2 separate regions of the Homo sapiens genome follow, and region 1 is linked to region 2. Evidence: chromatin contacts called from ENCODE Hi-C or POLR2A ChIA-PET data. All regions are on one chromosome and are shown on one strand. The core of a region is the stretch at or near the end of the contact, and the rest is flanking DNA. Distances in the headings are between cores, read along the strand shown.

Region 1 (5,084 bases), core at 1,136-3,635, 110 kb before region 2:
TACTCATTTAATATTTTTCTTCTATTTTTTTCCTGCAGTTTTCCCCATTTTTAAGTAATTATGTATGAAATTTTGTGTCCTGACATTCTTCTACTTAATACTATAGGATACATATTTTTCTATGTTGTTACAAATTATTTGTCCCAGAATCTCCTCACTATCATTTTCCTCATGGGGTCCTGTTTCCTGACCCTCATCTGGGATTGTACATGGCAGCTTCCTCCTCTCCTGCCTTCTCTTCATTCCCGATCACTGTCCTACCTGCCCTTCTCTAGTATAGATCACAAAGCCCACTTCATTCATGAAAGTCATGTGATTTCTGGCTGAAATCATTAACTTCAAAATGGAATTTCAGATTTCTATTTCATTGTCCCTCCTGACCCACACTGGAAAGGTCACCTTGAGAAAACTTCCTGAAACCATCTTAGAAACCTTATCAGTAAATTCCCCTTTTTGCCGCCCTTTCTTGCATTCTCTTTAAGCATCCTTTAGCTGACTCAGTTCCCCATTTAGTGCTTCTAAGAGGGTAGAATGGAGTCAGTTATGCCCTTGACATGTGACTGAAATCAGCACAATCAAAACACCAAAAATACCTAACAAATCTAAGTTCTAAGCATGCAGATTAGGTTAAACAAAAATGCAGGCACTTTATCAAAACAGTCCCTGAGTCCTTAGAATACAAATGTGGAGAGTAAGATAACGTATCTGAAAAACTACATCAGATATCTGTTGCAGGCAATGATTTATTTAATATATATTAAATGTAAATACCTTGAATCAATATTAAATGATGTAACAAATGCCCACAAAGGAAATAAACATAATTCAGATCACTATTTCTAGTTTGGTATTTAGGTTTCACAAACAAGACCTCAGTGATGAGAGGATATATGCAATGATTTTAGCAGATACTCAAGATATAGTTGATTCTCAATAAAAATTGTATTTATTTCCTTAATATTGAAATTCAGTTACTATTTCTTGATGGCTGGCTTACTGTGTGCCAGGAATCATGCTGAGCGTTTTCTCATATTCTCTCATTGTCCCATCCACCTTTCAACAATCTTGAGAAGTAGGTATTTCTTTTATTTTCATTGAACATTGTGTCTCTGAGGGGTTACATGATTCACTCAAGATCACACAGCTACAGTGGTCCATCTGAAGCTGTATTTCATGTCCTCTGAATTCAAATTCAGTGGGCCTTCCCAACCACCACATATTTTCATTCTTCAATTCTCTTCATCATTTATTTATTATTGGTAAAAATCCCCGTGATCTTCATCCTATCATATAATCTCCTTTTCTGTTACTCTCTCAGTAAAATCCTCACCACACCAGCAGACCTACTTCATCTTAATCCCCTCTCTGACTTGGTTCTCTGGACTGCCTCCAACACTTTTTAGCCCTCCTTTTTCACCCCTTCTCAACCTTGCCTACCACCGCAAATATTATCTTGTAAAGTAAGTTTAAAGATTAAACTCCTTAGTGACTTAGAATCTCAGATCAAACCATGAAGTTCACTCAACCTTACACTGACAAGTCAGAGTTAATTGTTCTTGGGGCCAGAATAAATGACAAAGACTGCTGGCTTGGGCCTACTCTTGGTGCTACATGTGCCAGGTGTGTGTGTGTGTGTGTGTGTGGTGTGTGCGTGTGCATGTGTGTGTGTGTAAATTGTCTCTTACCCTCATGACCAATGTTTTCCAGATGAGAAAAACCAGGGCTCAGAGCTCAAAGTACGTTTTCCTGATCACGGAGTCAGCAGGTAACAGAGTCAGAAATTCAAACCCAGTACCATCAGACTGTATCTGTTGAGCTCTTTGGACTATAACAGAAATCCTTAAATATCTGTCCACAAACAAAGGGCTAGATCATCACAAAGTTCTCACCAGTTCACAGCTAAATAAGGACAGCACAATATTATAAATCAGGGAGCTGCAGTCTGTGTCAGCATAAAAACAGATTATTGGCGAGAACCATCTTTTATTCTCAGTTTATGTCCTTCCTGCCTTTTTGGTGTTAACGTTTCTTTGTCTTTGTGAAATGAGTGTGAAAACAGGTGGTAGTAGTTCTTTTGATGGTTAAATGGTAATGTTCTTACTTAGTAAAATGAAAAGTAGGTAACCTCGTGTTTGTTATGCAGGCCCCTGCATAATGTCTACACATAAGGTCCACATGAAATATTAATGGTTATAGTTAATATGGATAATATGCTGGGACAGTTAGCTTCCACCCCTAGCTCCAAACATTCTGTAAAGCAGCTCAGACTTGCACTTAGTTTCAGCCTGAGTACATCTTTTTCAATGTTTGCCTTTGGCTCAACATCACTAGAGAGTTATCCCTGGCCTGTGTAGTCATAGCCACACAAGAGGGACATTTCAAGAGATGGTGGGTGGATCTGCTGCCACAGGAAATTTTTCAGTAGCCCAGGCACTGGGAGAAATTGTCTGACCTTTTGGTGGGAAAGGAGTGGGGTGTCCACCTGGGAGTGTCCCCATTTGGAACTCTGTGCTAATGAAGAAGGGACTTTCTCAAACTTTAAATGAAGTCTGATTCTCATACAAGTCATGCTGACTCACACAGTCACAGTCTTTTTTAACAATGAGTAGTTTAGATCACAAAGAGATATATTAATCAATCTTCAGAGTTATCATTGAATGCTGGTTGCTGATCCAGAAAAAGAAATCAGGTCTACTATTCAGTCAGTCATATAAGCTTTCCAGGAAACAAAAGCAATGGAATTCAAGTAAATTGGTTTAAAAGGCAGAAGTTCAATTATTACATATTTACTTGCTTCTTATTTACTTATTGTTCACACATTTCTTTATTCATTCAGTGTGCATTATTTGTTCAACCCTTTCTCCATGGATACATAGCACTAAGTTCATGAATAAAAGCACCTATGAAAGGCTTTCAATGATTTGATGAACCAAGGAATTGATAGAGAAATAATTACAACAATAAATAAGGCAATAAAAAATATAGAGAGTTCCTTTCAAATGGCAAGTTTTTTTTGAGTTAACAGAACATGTTGCTATAATATATAGAATGAATATTTCTAAACAATGTATGTGGAAACTTTTTGGAGACTGCTTTAAGCAAGTGACTTCCAAGCTTGTGGTACCAGAATCTCAGGAACATGGGAGCATAGTGATAAAGGTCTATAATCTCTTTTAGGTATTTTAAGAGCCCGATTTAAACAACAAGGGCCAGGCCCAGTGGCTTATTCCTGTAATCCCAGCACTTTGGGAGGCTGAGGTGTGGGAGGATTGCTTGAGACCAGGAGTTTGAGACCAGCCTGGGCAACATGGCAAGACCCTGTCTTTATAAAAAATAAAAATTAGCCAGGGTGTGGTGGTACATGCCTGTAGTCCCAGCTACTCAGGAGGCTGAGACAGGAGGATCGCTTGAGCCTGGAAGGTCAAGGCAGTGGTGAGCCATGATGGCACCACTACACTTCAGCCTGGGCAACAGTGAGACCCCATCTCAAAAAAAAAACAAAAACACAACAAAGAAAAAATAAATAACAACATAAATGCATGTGTATGTGTATGTGAAACAGAGAGAGAGAGGAACACCTAAATAAGTTATGTGTCCATATGCCTGACCAGTATAGTGTCATCTACAACCAGTAAAAACCTCTTAGTAATATTATTTATGAAATAATACTTTTTCTAGCTACGACGAAAGGAAAAGGAAAATGGAAAAAGACTATCCAAAGAATACTGAAGAAGAATTTTCAGGAGTAAATGGCCAAATCGATGCTGCTGTAGAATTAAATGGTAAGTGTTTCCACTGAAAACTTTCTTCATGAAAACTATCATAAGAAATCTTGGCTTTGCTTTAACACAACAGAAAGTGGATTTCCAAGTGGGAGTCCTTGGTTTTTATATTTGGTCTTAGGTCCTTTCATAAGTTTATCTAAACAGATTGTCCACTAGAAAGAGTAACTGTAAAAGTTCTGGTATTTTAGTTCTCTCTTTCCTAATGGAAAGTTTTTGTTTGTTTGTTTGTTTGTTTTTGTTTTTGTGTGTGTGTGTTTTGTTTTTTGTTTTTGTTTTTTGTTTTTTGTTTTTTGTTTTTTTTGAGACGGAGTCTCGCTCTGTGGCCAGGCTGGACTGCAGTGGCGCGATCTCTGCTCACTGCAACTTCTGCCTCCCAGATTCGAGCGATTCTCCTACCTCAGCCTCCCAAGTAGCTGGGACTACAGGCGCTGGCCACCAGGCCCAGCTAATGTTTGTATTTTTAGTGGAGATGGAGTTTCACCATGTTGGCCACCTAATGGAAAGTTTTTAAAGTATAGCTTCAATCGATTAGTCAGCTAGATCATAAAGTCTACCGGGGTCAAGATTACCTTTTCTATCTTTAAAATACACATAGTCTTGGTTGGGCACAGTGACACACACCTGTAATTCCAGCACTTTGGGAGGATGAGGTGGTAGGATCACTTCAGCCCAGGAATTCAATACCAGCTTGGGCAATATGGCAAAACTCTGTCTCTACAAAAAAGTTAGCTGAGAATGATGGCACACACCTGTAGTCCCAGCTACTCCGGATGCTGAGATGGGAGGATTACTTGAGCTCAGGAGGTCGAGGCTGCGGTGAACTGTGATTGCACCACTGCACTCTAGCCTGGGCAACAGAGTGATACCCTGTCTCAAAAAAAAAAAAAAATCTGTCTCAAGCTTCTCAGTGCTTTTTCCCACTCCATCATCCAACTCCTGCAATTTAACACATAGCTAGGAAAGTTGAATAGAACTTTGTTGAATACATTTAATTAAATCTTCTGAAGTAGTCAGTTAGCACACTCTTCTTGAAAAAATAGCACAGGGCTGGACACTGTTCAGAAGTGCAAAGACCATTCCAGATGTGGCCACTGCTCTCACAGAATGGTTCACCCAACACAGATGAAATGACTGGAAAACAGACAATCTATAATTTAGTGTTGAGTCATGTGGTAGACTGCACAATAATTGCAAGAGCTGATCTGAGAATTAAAATATCAGAATCGGCAGCAGTCATTGGAAATTTTATAGTAGGACTTCAGATGGGTTTTGAAGATTGGCCGGAGGCTTAACTAGGGA
Region 2 (4,980 bases), core at 1,698-4,197:
AATATTGTCCCTATCAGGCCCCATAACTCAGCCATTTCCTGGTCAATTGTAGGAGGACCTGGGAGAAGTTCTGGCCACTTATTCCCTCTAGAGGTAAGACATTCATTTGGGGGCTTTCTGGAATGTCTGATAACCACAGTATAATCATGGGTGTAAAGAACACCCCTTAGTAGCCAGTGGAGGTTCCTATGAATGGGGTTATAAATGGCCACTAATCTTTCTAACTCCTCTCTAAATTTGATAGGCTCTTTCAAAAGTGGAGACAAAAGGGCTTTGTAATTTAGAAGATCTGTTTCTGTCCAAGGGACATGAATTCTTTGCAGTAGGGATCCAGGATATATTCACAGGAGGCATTGTATAGGAAGGTCTGTGGCTGAGGAGTCTGATTACAGAACACCAGGAAGTAGGAGGAGTTGTAAGGTACAGCAAAGCAAGACTAGCTGCACGTACCAGGGCCTGTGCCAGGTTTATTTTCTGGCTGTCAGCATTGACACAAGTGACCTGTATACTCTGAGCCTAGAGATCAGGCTGGAGTGCTCTCTGAAAATTTTGCAAGGAAAGGAAAGATAAAGCAGGCAGTTGATGTTTAAAGGATTTTCTAGGGAAGCTGGAGTTTTAGAACTTACATAAAAATTTGTGGAGGAGGTGGGACTGGATTTGGAGGAGAGTTTAAGCCAGTGGCCCAGAGATCAAAAGATCTTCTGGAGGATCAGGGACTGGAAGTTGGAGATAAAGGGGTATATAGGAACTGAAATTGTCTCCTTGCAAGTTTCACCCATTGTTCTTGGAATACATGTTTGCCTTCTTCACATGAGAGATTCCATATTTTTCAGAGAAAAAGATCTCATACTTCTCCCACCCTGAACCACTTTTCCAAGCTCCGTTCCTCCAATTCTTACTAACATGTTCCTAGACCTTTCACCATCTCCTTACATGCCCTGTTCTCAACATCCTTCTGATATTGAACAAAATATTCAAGAAGAGCTGTGAAACAGATGAGTACAACATAATTGAAACTGATAGCCTTAGGCCTATTCTAACAGTGTAAACATTTCAGAGCTCAGGGAATCCCTAAAGATGATCTAGTCTAAGCCCTTTACTTCACAAATGAAGAAACTGAAGTTAATTACTCATCAGAGCAAGGCACAAGACAGGCTCCTGGTCCAGTAGATAGTCAGGAGTGGACCCAAGCCTGGAATTTCAAGTTAATTATCTTATTCTATTTGAATTCTTATTCTGATGCAACACGGAAAACCCCCTGTTAGATCTGCAAGATCTAGCTCCCTGCCAAAGACTATTTATTCTCTCTAAAGAGATGATGAAATTATTTTAGAAAGAGGGCCAAATGTCCTATTTGAGAGGAATAATTTATAGTCATTTTATCTGTTTCTCATGAATTATCAGCTTCTTGGTAGCCTTTTAAAGAAAGGGTTAATAAAATAGTTTACAACTTGTTAAAAGAGCTATAGAAAATTATATTAAGTTCTTATATAAACTCTTTGTATGATACTTAAATTTTTTAGGTCAAACATAAACTGAATCTCAGTAAAAATTATAAGACAGAGGCAATTCAGCTTAAACCATAAGTGGTCCATGTCATACATCTTTTATCTCCTATAGAGAGAAAAATAAACTTAAGACTAATTTTTTAGAACAAGAAAGGATAACCCATTTGCATCCCTATTTATCACTTCCTTTCACTGTGTTCACTTTTTTCAGGAAAAAGTAAACCAAATCAAGTAGAAAATGTCAAATTTTTAGTGAAGACATTTAAACACTTCAAAAGGGTGAGCAGTTACATTCCTTTTAAAGAATTCTATCTTAATATTGATGAGAGAATAGTTAAAAAAGGATCATAAGGCCTCCTTTGCATGTAATATGTATAACGTATAGTGAGACAATTTGTAAATAATCTAGTGAAAAACTGGTTTTACTAATCTGTTTCCCTAAAATAAATCTGCCTATTTGTAATTGAGAACTTCCTGGAAAATGAACAATAAACACATAAAAGTTTTACTTTTATGTGCATTACAAACTTCGGCTGTCAACAATTTGCACAAATTATTTTGGGAAGAATCTTCTTATATACTCTTCCCTCTGAAAGACTGGTAATTTAAAATAGGAAAATGCACAATCATACAGTGTTAGAATTGCATTAGAGAGTCACATAGAGACCACTCTAGATTTTTTTTTTTTTTTTTGAGATGGAGTCTCACTCTTGTGGCCCAGGCTGGAGTGCAGTGGTGCAATCTCGGCTCACTGCAACCTCCGCCTCCTGGGTTCAAGCAATTCTCCTGCCTCAGCCTCCCGAGTAGCTGGGATTACAGGCATGCGCCACCATGCCCGGCTAATTTTTGTGGTTTTAGTAGGGATAGGGTTTCACCATGTTGGCCAGGCTGGTCTCGAACTCCTGACCTCAGATGATCCACCCGCTTCGGCCTCCCAGTGTGTTAGGATTACAGGCATGAGCCACTGCAGCTGGCCCACTCTAGATTTTTATCTTGAGAATTGCAGATAACCCTATTGGGTCAGTTTTCTTACACTGTAATCATCCTCACTTTTGATACTTCCATCTACTTCAGTGGTTTTCAAAGTGTGGTCTGGTAGCATAGACAACACCTGAGGACTGGTTAGAAATGCAAATTTTCAAGTCTCACATTAGACCTACTGAATCAGAAACTCTGGCGGAGGGGGCAGCCCCCATATTTTCATAGGTCTGCCAGGAGATTCTGATGCATGTCAAAGTTTGAGGATCAATGCTAGTCCTCTATAGCAATCCACCACATTTTGTTCCTTTATCCTTCCAAAGTTTTTACCCTTACAGGAACTATATCACCCCATAGAGATAAGAAAGGAAAAAGCAGCCCCTGACAACTGAAAGCTGGCCTGGCACTCATATTTAGGCCTTGGTGTGGAACATAAACAGTTTCACTGAACATTAACGTCAGACCAGAGCACTCTGTGATCATGACAAAAACAAGAGCACTCCATCACGATGTCTGAACAGAAAAACAAACATGTCCAAACCACAAAAATAACCAAAATATCCCCCATCCTAGCTAATATGAGAGGATCTTGCCTCTGCCAATTAAAGTTTTAGACTCAGTTTATTCCTGCCCCCTTCAATAAGATTTGTTAAAATACCCAGTCATAAAATTGCCTCTACTCCCTTGATAGCAACCAATCCTGGCAAAGCTCCACTTCTCAGTATCACCTAATACAAGCCCAAATCCTAAAATAAGCCTTTCTCACTCGCTTCTACTAAGATGTCCCAGGATGTGCAATCTGCCTTGCTATAAACGTAACCACCTAATGGGCTTGTTACAGTAGGTAACTAGTCAGACATGAGCAGGGCAGCAGAGGACCCCCCACCCCCAACACCACCGGGAATATCAGGCAACCATCAGGTGATGGTCAGGTGGTTGTTAACCATCTCTCTAAAATGATAATTGGTCACAGCCAGTGCCAGGGGAAAGGCAGTTCCCCAATAGGTAGAAAAAAATCTGAAACTGGTGATCAGCAACTTTCCAATAAGATCTTAGGAACTGAGCAAATGGGTCCAAGCATGTGAACTAAGAGGCAAAATGGTGGAGCTTAACTGCTATAGGACCTTCCTCTAGGAACACTCTACTGGTAAGGGAAGAACGACTTAAGTGAGCATGCGTGCAACTCCAGTAAACACACTGTGTATGCAGCCTCTCCCAAGCACTGGCAGGGCACTGCGCATGTGGAGAGCACGCCCCAAGGTAAGAATCAGGGCAGAAGTAATGCAAGGCCCTGGAAGTATGCCAACATATAAAAGCAAGTCAAAAGGTCAAACCCTGCACTTGATCTTGAAACCGCCTTTGCAAAATTATGACTGAGCCAGTGAAAGAGATCTAACTTAACAGACTCCATCTTGCTTCTAACCTCCAAACCGTCCTTGTTCATTCCTGGGCATGGACTGAACTAACTATGAGAGAAACTTAGTTTATAGTTTATAGTTTAAACAAAGACAGTAACAGCCCTTTCCTAAAGCGGACCTCCTTCTTGCCTGGGGACTAGACTGCCTTTGTAGGACTAATATTAGCCACAAGATTATAAATTATGGTTTAGGAGTCATGCAGCTGGAGGCTACAACATTCTGACCCTCCCTAAACTGCTCCTAAGATCCGTGCTTGAGATGTTTTGCAGACCCTGCACTTGATGGATCAGCTGGCACCACCCAGATCAATAAACTGGCTCATCTGATCTTGTGGTCCCCACCCAGGAATGGACTTAGTACAAGAAGATGGCTTCGACTCCCTATTATTTTCCATCTCTGACCAATCAGCACTCCTGGCTCACTGGCTTCCCCCCATCCACCAAATTATCCTTAAAAACTCTGCTCCCCCAGTGCTCCGAGGGACTGATTTGAGTAATAATAAAACTCTGGTCTTGGCCGGGTGCGGTGGCTCATGCCTGTAATCCCAGCACTTTGAGAGGTCGAGGCAGGAAGATCATCTGAGGTCAGGATTTCGAGACCAGCCTGACTAACATGGAGAAACTCCATCTCTACTAAAAATACAAAATTAGACGGGCGTAGTGGCGCGTGCCTGTAATCCCAGCTACTCGGGAGGCTGAGGCAGGAGAATCGCTTGAACCCGGGAGGCGGACGTTGTGGTGAGCCGAGATCACGCCAGTGCACTCCAGCCTGGGCAACAAGAGTGAAACTCTGTCTCAAAAAAAAAACAAAAACAAAAAACAAAACTCTGGTCCCCCGCACAGGCAGCTCTGTGTGAATTAGTCTTTCTCTATTGCAATTCCCCTGTCTTGATGGATCAGCTCTGTCTAGGCAGCGGGCAAGGTGAACTCCTTGGGCTGTTACAATCTCTCAAGTCACCTGTTTGGCCCTCTTCCAAGTGTACTTTATTTCCTTTCTTTCCTGCTCTTAAGCTTTTTAATAAACTTTCACTCCTGCTCTAAAACCCTCCTTGGTCTCTCACTCTGCCTTATGCCCCT

Evidence for each region. Hi-C counts contacts between places; a loop is a spot of excess contacts on that map. ChIA-PET counts read pairs that join two places held with the same protein, here RNA polymerase II (POLR2A). Pooled maps may share reads with other maps.
Region 1: a pooled map shows a loop between it and region 2 (2.0-fold over the local background). The contact joins two enhancer-like sites. A Hi-C loop is called at or near these places in 1 of 37 single-sample maps with no recorded cell type and 7 of 50 pooled maps. POLR2A ChIA-PET finds 5 or more read pairs at or near these places in 2 of 52 experiments (GM10248 and OCI-LY7).

The regions. Positions count from the first base shown.
Region 1 is chr11:102,577,737-102,582,820 of GRCh38, reverse strand. It overlaps MMP20 (matrix metallopeptidase 20), which reads left to right. Exons shown (of 10, transcript NM_004771.4): 9 at 3,679-3,782. Among named protein-coding and RNA genes, the nearest start is that of MMP20, 45 kb to the left of the region's middle. Within about 2 kb of position 2,385, at least 2 of the 41 ENCODE cell types and tissues checked have a DNase peak (open chromatin) inside an H3K27ac peak, as active enhancers do.
Region 2 is chr11:102,472,463-102,477,442 of GRCh38, reverse strand. All of the region lies in intron 1 of LOC124902740 (a long non-coding RNA gene), which reads right to left. All of the region lies in intron 1 of LOC102723838 (a long non-coding RNA gene), which reads right to left. Among named protein-coding and RNA genes, the nearest start is that of TMEM123-DT, 22 kb to the right of the region's middle. RefSeq lists a silencer at 493-542. Within about 2 kb of position 2,947, at least 3 of the 41 ENCODE cell types and tissues checked have a DNase peak (open chromatin) inside an H3K27ac peak, as active enhancers do.